2 separate regions of the Homo sapiens genome follow, and region 1 is linked to region 2. The links are chromatin contacts, found by Hi-C or POLR2A ChIA-PET in ENCODE. All regions are on one chromosome and are shown on one strand. Each heading gives the region's core, a stretch centred on a gene start or an enhancer-like site at or near the end of the contact. The rest is flanking DNA. Distances are from core to core; before and after follow the strand shown.

Region 1 (6,789 bases), core at 1,578-4,077, 160 kb before region 2:
ACAGTACTCAGCATAGCGGGTAGATGGCACAATTTTCTAACATTTAGAGAGAGGAACCCACGCTGGGAGCAATAAGTCCATTTAAAAGCCCTTTATTTAAAAGGAACAAAGATAACTGACAAGCGAAGTACAGAGACATCTCAATGAAATTTCCAAAGAAGAAAGAGAAATCAGAGGCTAAAGCAAATGCGAACTGGGCTTGATGGAACAGGCCAGCACTTTCCTCCCCCTCAAAAGGAGAGCAGATAAAAGACAAAAAGAAAGAGGTGGTGGTCATTGGGTCTGTGCGGTAAGGATCACAGACCAAACCAAATTCTAAAAGTCCACAGCCACTAAACTTTAAAATGGCCGGGTGGCCTCGGTGGGGGAAGGTGAAGGAGAAGCTAGATCAGTTTGGGGGAAAGAGATATGGAAGTTTTGCCCCTGCCTTGGAGGCTCTTCCCCAACCTTTGATAACAGGTATCTCTGCTTTGGCTTGGGGTCTAGGGAGCCCCAGGAGGATGGGCAGGCAAGGCATTCGTTCTGGGCACATCTGAGCCCTTCCAAGGGGCTGGGCACCACAGGCTTCTGTCCTACAGCCACGTTTCCTACAATGGGGCCCAGGGCTGGGCCGAGTCAGCCACGATCCCAGACACTAAGATTTGGTCAAAAGCAGGGCACTTAAGCTCACACTCAGAGACTTGGGTACAATTGTGCCCCTTCCAAACTAAGAAGGGCACGATGGCACCCACTGATGTCTCCTGGCAACGCCAAGACAGCCCACACTTCATCTTGTGCTCTGGCACCGCCACCACCCTCTCCCTCCCCACCAAACCTACACGCCAGATCGATCCCCCTTGCCAGGAGAGCCTCAAGCTGAGAGGAGGAAACAGAGGAGGGGGCGAGAGGCCAAGGGATCCGTGAGGCCACCTCTCTGGTCATCCGGGCCGGCCTCTGGCCCCCAGCGACCCTGGCCAAGCAGGACCAGCGGTGGGAAGGGGCACGGCAGCTATCGTCCGCAGGGGGTCAAATGATTGCATTTGGGTGGGTGCTCGCCGACATATTTGCTGAGTAAACCTCCCTCGCTGGGCTGAAGGCGAATCCCCGTTGATAAATCCATCATTACCGTTCGGATTCAGGGAGGCAGCCGCGCCACTAAATTCATCTTACATTCGTAGCGCTTTAATAGACATTTATGAAATGCTTTTAGAGAGAGGCATGGGGTGCGTGATTACATCCTAGTTATAGACAGAACATAAAGACCCACGTTAACACCCATTTGCAGGAAGGAAGGAAAAGGTGGGGAGGGGGTGGTAAGGCAGAGAGATGAAGTGAGGAGAGGCAAGGAGAGATGGGGCGGGCAGGGGCACGGTGTCTAGGCGTTATTAACGAGGGCTGCCTGGCGGGAGCCTCGGAAAGTGACAGGCTGCGGAGAGAAGTACTCGCTCCCCTCGCAGTTCCTGGGGCTTCCCTTCCCTTGCCCCCCACCCACAATCCCCCCGTGGTGGGCTCGTATTCTCTCTGCCAGGGAACAAGGGACGCCGCACTGCCTCCGCCGACCCTTCTGTCCCTCCAACCCCCACTGCTTCTTCACTTTATTCCAGGCCTCTCCAACTTCGACCCTTTGGAGTGGCCAAACCAGAAAGAGAAGGGAGGGAGTCCCCGCATGCCGAGGACCCCAAGAACTCCTTTAAAGCATCCTCTTCACCCCACCTCACCCCCAACCCAGAGAGCAACAGAGCTGGGCCAGGTTCCTGCAGCAGAAAGCAGACGCCCAGGCCACCGGGCGGAGTACATCTGCTTGCTCAGAGGGTTCCTTGGCCTGGCAGTCTTTGCGGAAGGACCCCCTGCTCTGCGCCAGGAGGAAGCCATGCCACTTTCGCGCCTTCCATCATCTCGTGCCTGGGAACTTGCCCTGGACTTGCCCCGCGCCCCCCGACCTCATCCTCAGGGAGCTGCTCCTGTAGGGATGCCTGGGCCTCCAAAGGGCCTAACGCCTTCCTGAGGGCCCCATTAGCTTCGCCTAGAAGCCCAGTCCCCGAGCTTTGCCGGCTCTGCGCGCGCTCTCACCGCGCCCTCGCTCCCCCGGGACGCAGCCACCGACCCGGGCCGGGACAGCAGCCGGCAGGACTCCGGGCCCTCCCTGGCTCTTGGTAAAGAACACTTCCGCTATCTCAAAGTTGCCATAAGAAAATAAATACAAGTGACATTGTACTGGGCCAAAGCTCATTAGTTCGTTGTCCAGGCCTAATAAAGGAACAGAAGCGCAAATTATAGAGTTCAGCTTCAACACACGCTCTGTCACCCGAGATCAGCGCACCGCGAGCCTGATTCCAATTGCTCCGAACTTGCAGCGCAGTTCGCCCCCCACCCCCTCCTCTCAAGCAGGAGGTTGGGTGGAAAAATATAGTTCCAAAGGGGGTAATGATCAAGCTTTTCCTCTCGGAAGCCTGCGCCACCTCATTTCCCATCAGTAATCCCAATAAAATTAACGTCGTGGCTGCAATTGAAAAGAGGAGGGCCCGCAACACTCCTGAAATAACACACTCTCCCCAGCAAAAGGTAAAAAGCAAAACGGCCCTTTGTTCAGCTAATTAACGAAGGCCCAACTCCGAAAGCAGATGTGTTTGCTTAGCTAATCACAAGCATGTTTCTTTCAAGGAACGTCATTTCGAGGGGGCCGCTCCGGGGGAGATGGGATAGAGGGACACCACCCCCCAGGCCCATTCTGCCTCGGGTCTCTCACCCCGGTCTAAGATCCAGAGGCTGAATCCAGGCAGCCCGTCTTTCACACCTTTCTTCCCCTCAGCCCTACCCCAGAGGCCCCATAGGCAGAGACTTCAGCGCTAGCCCCAAGGCCAAACCTGCAAGACACGAGGGGGAGAAAAATAAAAGTTTTAATGACACAGATGCCATATTAAATGAGGCAGTTTTACAATTCACTTTGAATAGGACGCTAACTTATTACAAGTGTGTTATCAGAAGGACGATAAGATTTACAACTCCAAGAGTCAGCTTTGCGCCTTAATGACAATGGATGTTAAGAGGAGGAAATCTGTTCTCTATTAGAGGAGATGAGAATCCCTTCCCGGGTTTGGGGGCATTTACAGAGGCCTCCAGGACAGATACCAAGCCCTTTGTGTCTCTGTATGAAAGATTCTCTCTTTCCCCTTTGGCTATGAAATAGGGTCTCCTTGTTGGGTTAGCACCTTGCTCAGCTTTTTACCGTGTGCTTGGGATAGAAAAAACAGAAGGAAAACGAGATAGAATTGGGGATGGAGATAGAGGTGGGGTGGGGAGCGGTTCTTAGCCCTCTGGTTCCTCCAGTAGTACTACTTCCCGGTCTTTCTTTACCATACAAAAAATAGCTTTCCCCTAAACCAACACAGTAAGCAAACTTTAAAAAACTGAGGTCCTATTACAAACCAACGCCCAGCACTAACTGCTTTAAAATTACTGCATAATTAGATTTAGTTGAATTTCACCATTAATTAGGCAGCCGCACTGCAGGGAGCCTTTGAAATCTGAGAAAATGGGAAAAATCATCTGAAGCACGTTTTTTAAGCCCAACTTCAATAAATCTTGACGAGGCCTGGAATTCAGAGAGTATCCCAGGCGGCTGAGGGAGAGGGTTGTCCAGGCCGGGGCTGGGGATGGAGCTGGACGTGGCGGGGCGATATCCCATCCGCCCGAGAAGGGAGCCTGGGCCCGGATCCACTATCTCTGCAGAGGCCCTCAGAAGACCCTCTCTAGGAGGCCAGGTCTGTCCCACGGCCGCCCTTGCCCACTCTCAAACCTATTAGAGAAAGAGGGTCCTCCGCTGCAGTCGCTCTCCTGCCAGGGGCACAGTCCACGCGGGCTCACACATTTCTAGGGTCTGCGACCACCCGCCTGGAACCGGCCCTCAGCCCCTGCTAGACCCTCCCACCCCCCAATCAACCCTCCGCCCGGAAAGCCTCCTTTCCCACAACTTGGGCGTGCAAAAGCAGCAAGTTCTGCCCAAGTCCAGCGGGGTTCGCATTCCGCCCTCCCCACCGCGCCCCAGCTCCGCTCGGGCCCGCGCAAACCCCGGCGCAGCCCCTGCATTAATGAGCGCGAGAACTGACCGAGGTCTGTAAAGACCGTCCTCTTCCCATCCCCCTATACCATTCAAACATTTAAGATCATTTGCGGATACAGACTTTTTATTTTTCTAATTTGGTTCTTGGAAGGAGAGGGGACAGGAAATCAACTCTCCTGAATATGGGAGGGGGAGGGGAGAAGGTACAGCGTTACCAATATTTTCCTTACGAATTCTGTTGCTTTAATTAAAGAACCGAGGACCGGACTCACTTGCCAGCAAGAGTTTAAAAAAGGGTTTTCTGCCTGCAGACGGAATGGCCTTTAGCGCCCCCCGCCCTCCTTTTTTTCTTTTTGGTAACCAATGTGTTTTCTATTACCCGGCCCTGCCGAGCCTGGCAGCCCGGCGCTCGCGGTGCAGTGGGAGACGCCATGTTGGCTCAGCTCATAGGACCAAGTCAAAAGCGAGATTCGAGGCAGAGTTTCACACGCTCGAGCTCCCCCTGACCGCCCCCCGCCCCCGCCCTCGCCCCCCCCGCCTGTCGCCGCTTAATGCACATCCCAGGAGTGCAGCTCCGCGCGCCCGGCACCCCGGACTTTCCCGGGGCGCTGGCGGAATTCTGCCGCACGTAAGTGGGGGCGGGGGCTGGGGGGCAGGCACTTTCCCGTAGCAGCTGCCAACTCCAGGCCCCCGTCCCTGCAGCCGGCTAGAGGCTAAGCCTCGGACGTCGCCCGCTAACTTTGAGCCCCAGCTCCTCGCGGCCCAGGGAGAGCTAATGGTGAAAGGCCGAGGCAGGGCGACCGCGAGCCGAGCGAGCAGGCTGGAATCCCCCCCGGGCTCAATCTTCCCCCAGGTTTGTTTGAAAGTGGCGAGAAGCAGCGAGCGCCCCTCTCTCTCCTTGCACTATTGTTGCATTTCGCGTCTAACTGGGTTCTCTCACACCCCCGAGCGCCACGAGGAGGAGGGGGAGCGGGGTTGGGAAAAGAAATAAAGCGAGCTCAGATCAGATGAAAAAAAAAAAAAAAAAAAAACCCAGCAAGGAAAAAGAGACACTTAAAGGGAAAGAGTCGCCATGTTTAGCAGCTTTTTTAAAGATCTCGTCAATTTCACACAGAACGCGCTCGCTGGGTCCCAGCCCTCGTCTTTTGTCCAATTCAGTCGCAGCAAAGATCTTTTGTTCTAACTCAGCGTGAAAAGAAAAACTTTCTTTAAATGCAATAAACTTAAACCGAACTCAAGACTCTAAACAGATCCTCCTCCGGCCACTCTAAACATATACAAGGGGGTTTGTTTTAACCGGTTGAAAAATTTTGGGTCCTGTTTTTCTGCCTCGCAGACCCCAAGCTCATTGCTTAAACTTAAGAGTGCGAGAGAGATTTCCAACGTCTAGAACACATGCTTAAAGCATAATAAAACAGGGATTGTCTTTTGCTTTGAAAATCATAAATTATAATTTAATGCCAATAATAATTTACAACAAATGGCTGTTTACAATAAACTAACACAAAACAAACAAGGAAAAGGGCCTGTGTTTTACTTATTAGAGAAACTTCACACACTCACATGGATAGCACTTGCAAGAGGAAGAAAATCAACAACAACCGACAAAACCTCGAACTAAAGGTCAGCAATACTGTGCCGTAAGAACATACTTGTATTTATATATGTATATATCTACAGAAATAAGTGAGAGTCAGATGGAGAACTCTGCACAAATCAGATTTTACTGGTCTGCATGTATTGACTGGATCTGAATATTAACGTTTAATACACTTTACAAAATTATCCCTGTTCTTTCACCTCCCTCACTAGTCCTCCCCCCCCCCCACCAATTAGAATTAAACCACAACATGATGAAGTACTGGCGGTGGGGGGGTGGGTTGGAAACCTTGAATAAGAACAAAATTGCAAGCTCCCAGCACCGAGCTTCCTCCAAACCAGGAAAAGAGAAAGAGGAAAAATGAAAAAAAGACTCCAAAAGAAATAGTTACTACTTCCAAATCAGCACACCCTGTAAAGTTTCCCTCCTTCCTTCTTTCTTTTTCTCTGTCCTGCTTTCTCTTCCTTAATTTGGCTTCTAAGGACAAAGGATCCCAAGAGCAGTACAGATTGTAGCCACACAATCTGAAATGTCAAAATGTCGATGTGTTTTTATGTACATAACTCCAATGGAAAAGATTCCCTTGACCCTGTGGTCATGCTCTCACAGACTGAAGGTAAAGGGGGGGAGGGGAGAGGGAAACCAACTGCAAGTTATCATATATACATTAAAAGTAGACCTTTCAGTCTTAGAACCTGTATCACTGAATTTGAAACTCTCTCAACAACCACGCTAGAGTAGAATCACAGAATATTTTAAAAAATCGTACCTACTTAAGGAAAAACTCACTGCAAACAACTGTCCTCTAGTTACAATGCTGTGATTAGCTTGCTTGAACGATCTTCTGAGTAACTGTCAGAAATGTACAAAAGAGTATTTTTTTCTGATCATAAAATAGATACTGATCTCAAGATTTCTAATACTTTTTCACAATACCTTCCCTAAGCAGGCACTTAAGTGTGACAAATATAAGGGCCTTTTTTTTTTTCCTGGAAAATCCATTTTTAATTAAAAGGAGGATTAGGTGAATGGGGGTGGTTTACTATATCAGTATGGCACTTCCTAAACCATAGATAAACCATTAACTTCAGCTCCCCCCCCAACACACACACACCCAAATTAAACAGGCAAATACAGTAGTCCACCTTTG
Region 2 (6,381 bases), core at 1,428-3,927:
CTTCCTGTCTACAGCTTGGACTTGACCTTTTCCCATTAAAAAACTGGGTGAATGCCAATCAGCAGGTACAAAATGTAACCCTCTTAGCGCAGAAGTTTTAAAACAAGGCATGGACTTAATAACTCAATGAGGAAGCAAATACTTTTACAGAGGCTTTGCAGGTTAGTGATAAAATAAATTTCCTGAGTGATTTTACCCATTGCCATGGAAGGAAAACAAGGGAACCACAAATGTTAGACTAAGTACAATTTACCAGATCAATGATCGTCCAGAAAATTCCCTCCATCCTTGCACTTACTTCCTATCATGACTGTCTCAGAACTGTTTTTTGGTGAGAATATGAGAAATGTAAAAATGAAGAAGTAATTTTCTCACTCTCTAACAATCAGAAATCACCACTGGGGTTTTCTTATATTTTTCGGGGGGTTCCTCTGGCACCCACTTTCCTGAGCTTGGTTGGAAGTGCTAGCTTTTCCTGGTGTTAATTATTAATGTGACCTGTTTATGTACCAGTTATCCGGCTAACCATTAATATCTGTTTACTCATTGATGACCTTTGCAATTGCGTACCTAGCTCCTGGCTGTAAATGTCAACTTTTTGTTTTTATATGCTAAATGTTTTCTCTATATCTACTGAGTACCTGAAACAACTCCTTAACAAGGTAAAATAATATCAAGCCACACAAATATAACCTTTATGAATATGAAAAGGAAGACAAGTTCCTTTTCAAGCTATTTTTTCTGAGGGCTCAGACAAGCTATTTTTTCTGAGGCAACAGAACTTTCCTGTTTGGAATGAGCAAGAGATGTACACAAATGGCAAATGCGAAGGATCCCTGAGGGGGAAAAAAAAAAAAAAACAATTGGCAAGAAAAAATGTTCTTCTGCTCTCTGCTTAGTTTGGGGAGGCGGGGTCGGGGGCAGGGGCAGGGACAAGTAAAGGACTCTGACCTAATCCTGGGGAATGAAACCCAATTTTACTTTTTCAAAATGTCAGTGTTAAGCACTTGCACATTCAAGCAGGCCTGCAGGATTGATCTCCAGCTACCCAGTCAGTCCACATTAACCCCAACACGAGGAAGACATTTCCATTCCACACAATGGTAATGGCTAAAGCTGAGATTAAGCAATGCAGCTGGATTAGGGCTGCAACTGGTGACCTTAATTTTACCCATCATTGGAGCCTGTGTACATTTGACTCTTCTTAATTGCATTTGCCTAATTTAAACAGACAATAGTAGCCCAAGACATTTTTTCACCCCCAAATAATAAAAAAGGAAGAAGAGCGTTTTCCTAGAAATTAACCACAGGACAGTGTTGTTATGTCTGCTGCTTGGGTAACAAAAGCAGCTGTTCTCTTTCTCTTGCCCCATTAACATACCAGCACTGGGGAGGACCCATTGAGATATTATCCACCTTTGCATAACAATACAACTTTAAAGTCTCATAGTGCTTCTTTAGCGAAATATTTTAAAATATTAATATCATCCCAGCTGTAAATAACCATGATGGAATTCATAGAGATTAAAGTTTTGAGATCCGCCTTAGGTGTACCTTCACATTTTCTTGTTCATTGAGTCCTAACTTCAGTAAAATTAGTTTTTTTAGATAGAGCTCTGAACACTTGCTGTGACTGTCACTTCATGTTGAATTTATCATATAGAATTTAAGGCGGAAGACTGGGGAGCAATCTGTCACAAACGATTGTATTCGTAATCGTTGAGGGTTGGGATGGGGGCTGGGGAGAAGATAAGCATCCTAGGGCCGCTCTTGTCGCCTGCACCATTCATTCGGCTCCAGTGGCATCGGTGAGGCGATTTGTGTAGGCTGAGTGTGTAATGTGTTTCCTTCAAGCCTGCCTTGATGGTTCTGTCTATGCTGTACTTCATGCACATAAATGCCTCTCAGGTTTTTTCAGCTAAGTGATAACTCAGCTTGTCTTTCCCGGTGAATTCGGTAATAAATAGATATATGGGCTAGACGTGGGGTGTTCTGACTTAGTTAGATCCTCTCGTGTCCTGGAATAGACAAGTGGACTCAATCATTGTGCTAGCAACAAGATACATACTTTCCAGGGAAGCACGGGGTTTTATGCTAAGTTTACAATGACATGAACTGAAAAGCAATTCAAAGTCAAGGTTAGTATGACAACCTCACATCCGTCTAGGGCATCTAGAGGGGAAAACGGTCAAAATGCAACATTATTTTCTTTGAAAACTGAACATCTGTTAGGGGATTTTGAAATGATAGAGAAGTAGAACAGTTGAGTTGCTTCTTGAACTCATTTAATGTGTACATTTTACTCTGGGAAGTAAGTATTTTCCCAAGACTGCTATTCAGCGCTGCATTTTTTTCCTCTGATGTGCCAGGCGTTTCTTCACAACCTCTGGATGTTGCAAGTCAAGTACTCTTAATAGCTTGCAGATCTATATCTGGGTATCAAAATCACAGGCTTTTGAACTTTGCCAATCAGAATCCCACATTACATTTCCTTTTTATGTCACATGCTCAATGAGCTTAATTGACACATGGAAAATTTCCTGTATACATCTTACTCAAGGCAACACTGGAAATTTGGGTTTATGGAATGCGTCGGCAGCCCTGAACGCTCTTGGCTTCTTCGCTGCTGGCTTGGTCTGTGGCCCAGAATGATGCAAGTTAGGCGTAGCTCAGAACTCTCAAATTAGCTGCTGGGGCGGTGTTAGGAGTGTGTTCAGGCTCAAGAGCCATTTTTGAGGGCTGGAAGAGGGAGTGGGGAGGCTCTGGCCCACTCCCCACTGTGAGGCAGCGGAGGTTACCGTTGTTTGTGAAGACTCAGGCCGTTAACTTCTGCAGGAAATCTGCCCTCATTCCCAGCCTGCAGTATGGCTAGGGGCCTCATCCTGGGCCCCTGTGGGATACTGGGATTATTCTGTCTGTAGCACTTATCATATTACACTAAAGATCTGCTCATGGTTCTCTCCTCCAACTAGACGGGGGAGGCATTGAGAGACAGGACTCAGCACCCAGCACTGTGTCTGACCTGCAGAGATAGTAAAGGCAGCCTAGGTGCTGGGTAGGCTCTAAGACTAAGCAGGACTGGACATGGGGATGCCAATGATAATAACAGCTCCTAATTATGGAACAGGTACTCAGTGATCATAAATGCTAGCCTAGGTGATTCCCTACACCCATTTTACAGATGAGAAAGGTAAATAAGATGTAGCAAGGTCAGGTAGTGTTCACAGGGTAAATTAGGAAGCCAGATAACTGAAAGGGGAACTGGGAAATCCCAGGCTATTCCTTATGCTCTGAACATACACACCTCTGATTTATCTGAAGAAAGATAATACTTCCATGATCAAAATACAATGGAATAGCACTTACAGAGCTAGTGAAGCCTAGAAAGAGTCCAGGCCTTGCTGCAGTTTTCTTCCAGTGGCACTCAGAGGGGTTTGTGTTTTCAGTTTCTGTATTATTTTTTGGCCTATGCAGTATTTCGTTCTTAGCATTTTGCAATAAATTGGTGGTCTCTCAATATTTCTATGTATCTGGTTTTACCATGTCCCAGTTGTGTGATCTTGGAAAATTTACTTCTGTGTTCCTCTGTTTCCTCTGCTGTGAATGTGGGGATGGAGGGTTGTCTTCAGGAGTGACCATTCTAATATTTGCCAAGATCCTAGAATGGTGCTTAGCACGTTCTGAGTGGGCAGCAAACATTAGATGTTCTGATTTACGGTTCTAGCTGTCCCTGTCTCTTCTCTCTTCTGCTTGCCACTGTCCCCACCTACCTGAGCTTCCCTCTTGTGGCTGTGCTGCCCACAAGCGTGTTGGGTGCTGGGAACTTTGGGTGGCGCATTTGCTGCATCTGTCAGCCTGGGATTAGGGGCCAGTGGTCCACGCTCATCCTCTCTGAGAGGCAGCCGCTTCTGCAGGGGCTGCCATGGATTGTGGCTTGTCTGTAAGTGGCCTGCTTCTCTGGCCTTCGCCCCCTTTCCATCTATCAAAATCTCTCTCTGTCTCCCTGCCTCTCTCTCTCCCTCCTCTCAAAGGCCTCGAGCTTCTCCCCTCTTCCTCCCTGCTGGCATTATCTCCTCCCACAGCTTGAGCTTTGGGGAAACAAAAGCCAGGTGTCTTGGCTTTGGACTTTTAAAACAAACCTCCCTCGAGGCAGGGGCACAGAGAGGCCTGACTTCCTTTGTAGAGCAGAGGGCAAACGCTGAGATAAAAACACAAATTAATATATCAGTAAATTATCCTGCCCCACTGACATACTCTCTAATCAGAAAGACAGTGAAAACACGGGAGGATGCCAGGAAAGAATCCAGGGGAGGAAGGAGGAGCCACACAGCCAGCAGCAGCCCAAGGAGAGCAGCCCCTCGGGAGGCTGCAACGGCTGAACTTTTCCCCTGACATTTTACTGGATGTGCAGGGAGCACCAGCTTGCACCACCGTGGGGTGACAGGAAGAGAGAGACAACAGTGAGAAATGGAGAATGGAGGAACCAAGGAAGAAAACCGAGGCAGGGGCAAAGAGGCAGGGCTAATAACCATGTGGGCTAAGATCTCACTCCTTTGGACTCATAATCATCACAGTGACCTTCCTTAGTGGCCTCACTCACTACAGAAGTCACCCCATTTTAAAGATGAGGGGCTGGGCATGGTGGCTCACACCTGTAATCTCAGAGGCGGGTGGATCACCTGAGGTCGGGAGTTTGAGACCAGCCTGACCAACATGGAGAAACCTCATCCCTACTAAAAATACAAAATTAGCCGGGCCTGGTGGCAGGCGCCTGTAATCCCAGCTACTCAGGAGGCTGAGGCAAGAGAATTGCTTGAACCTGGGAGGCGGAGGTTGCAGTGAGTGGAGATTGTGCCATTGCAATCCAGCCTGGGCAACGAGAGTGAAACTCTGTCTCGAAAAAAAAAAAAAAAAGAAAAGAAGAAAAAGGTAAGGAAACAGGAAGTCCAGGATAAGTGGACTTTCCCAATTTCCTGCACCTGCTAAATGATGGAGTCAGGTTTTCAGCCAGAATGTTGGAAGATGGTGATCATGCAGTTAACCACTTTGCTATTAATACAGGCTCCCTCTTGACAAGTCTGTGATCTGATCAAACTGGAGAACTCAGTTGGTGTACGTAAACAGTAAACAAAAACCTGGTAGAACCAGAAGAAATTAAGACTATAAAAGAGAATGAGCCAGAAGTGGTGGTGTGAGCCTGTAGTCTCAGCTACTTGGGAAGCTTAGGCAGGAGGATCTCTTGAGCCCAGGAGGTCGAGACTGCAGTGAACACGCCACTGCACTCCAGCCTGGGTGACAAAATGAGACCCCATCTCTAGGAAAGTAAAGAAAGAGAATGAAGCTCTACTCCCAGGACCTCAAATATGAATAAAATTTTCAAGTGAAAGAATAAAATTGTCACATCCACCACGCGCTGAAGAGCTTGCACAAACATGGCCTCATTGCCTCCACTCAGCCCCCTGGGATAAATCAGGGATTATTGCCCTTTTATAGATGTGGAAACTGAGGTTCAAAAAAATTAAGTGACTGAGCCAAGTAAATAAGAGGCAGAGTTTAAGATGGAACACAGTTCTACTGACTCAAAATCCAATGTTGATGACATGGAGGACAGTATTTGTCAGAGGGGCTCATAGCCCTGTACTCAAGGGCTGCCAGGAAAGAAGAATAAACTAATATCCCTTCTCCCCATGCAAGCTGGTGGGTTCACTTAGGAACAATGCATGTTAAAGGTAAACTAGTGGGGTTGCACAGATGGGAAGAGAAGAGGGATTTTCAGGTGGCTTTCAGCTGATGCATTTGATTTGGCAGGAGAGGAGAGGTAGTTGGGATTCAAGATATGAAGGAAATACGCAGGAAGGGAGCAAGAGTAGCAAAAATTGCAAAGCTGTGAGATAGAGAGGAAATGCAGGAAGGATTTCAAAGCAGAGTATAGGCAAAGAATGCCTGGCATACAATCTGGAGAGGAAAAAGATGGGGAAAGGAAGTAGGAAGTGAAAACCGAGGGAAGTGGAAAAGAAAGTGAACATGTGGATGGTTTGGAAGCTGTCCTCAAAAAGTAGAAATGTGGCCTGGAATCTATACAACACAAACGAAAGGGAATACAATGTTTGGGGCAGGAGAGGAAACACCTGCTTAAGAAGGGTATTTGAAAAGTCAGAGCCACACCCAGACCAGAAGATTCGGGCAGACTGATGGACATCATTATGATGAGAAAAAAAAAATATCTGTAAGTTTCAGCCAAAATAAAAGAAAAAATGTGGAGTGAGGAAAGGAAGAACAACCACAAAACCAGTGTTCTTTTTAGAACTTGCTAGAATCACAATAGAAATATTGAAGCACTATTAGACCGGTATTTTCTAAACATATCTGAGGATAGCACCT

The links. A loop is a pair of places that touch in the nucleus more often than their neighbours do. ChIA-PET counts read pairs that join two places held with the same protein, here RNA polymerase II (POLR2A). Pooled maps may share reads with other maps.
Region 1: a map of right lobe of liver shows a loop between it and region 2 (3-fold over the local background). The contact joins the promoter of SCDAL here to the enhancer-like site in region 2. A Hi-C loop is called at or near these places in 4 of 168 maps with a recorded cell type or tissue (Caco-2, HepG2, gastrocnemius medialis and 1 more) and 1 of 50 pooled maps. POLR2A ChIA-PET finds 5 or more read pairs at or near these places in 2 of 52 experiments (Caco-2 and HepG2).

Annotation. Positions count from the first base shown.
Region 1 is chr15:96,338,935-96,345,723 of GRCh38, reverse strand. It overlaps SCDAL (stem cell derived angiogenic lncRNA), which reads right to left and starts at 2,827. Exons shown (of 2, transcript NR_198964.1): 1 at 2,726-2,827; 2 at 80-1,159. NR2F2 (nuclear receptor subfamily 2 group F member 2) reads right to left here. Exons shown (of 3, transcript NM_021005.4): 3 at 5,466-6,789. RefSeq lists enhancers at 3,324-3,843, 3,844-4,364, 4,365-4,884 and a silencer at 4,630-4,924.
Region 2 is chr15:96,178,232-96,184,612 of GRCh38, reverse strand. All of the region lies in intron 3 of NR2F2-AS1 (NR2F2 antisense RNA 1), which reads left to right. All of the region lies in intron 1 of LOC112268156 (a long non-coding RNA gene), which reads right to left. Among named protein-coding and RNA genes, the nearest start is that of NR2F2-AS1, 150 kb to the left of the region's middle. RefSeq lists enhancers at 1,064-1,565, 3,872-4,372. Within about 2 kb of position 2,677, at least 9 of the 41 ENCODE cell types and tissues checked have a DNase peak (open chromatin) inside an H3K27ac peak, as active enhancers do; they include right lobe of liver, where a contact is called at or near this core.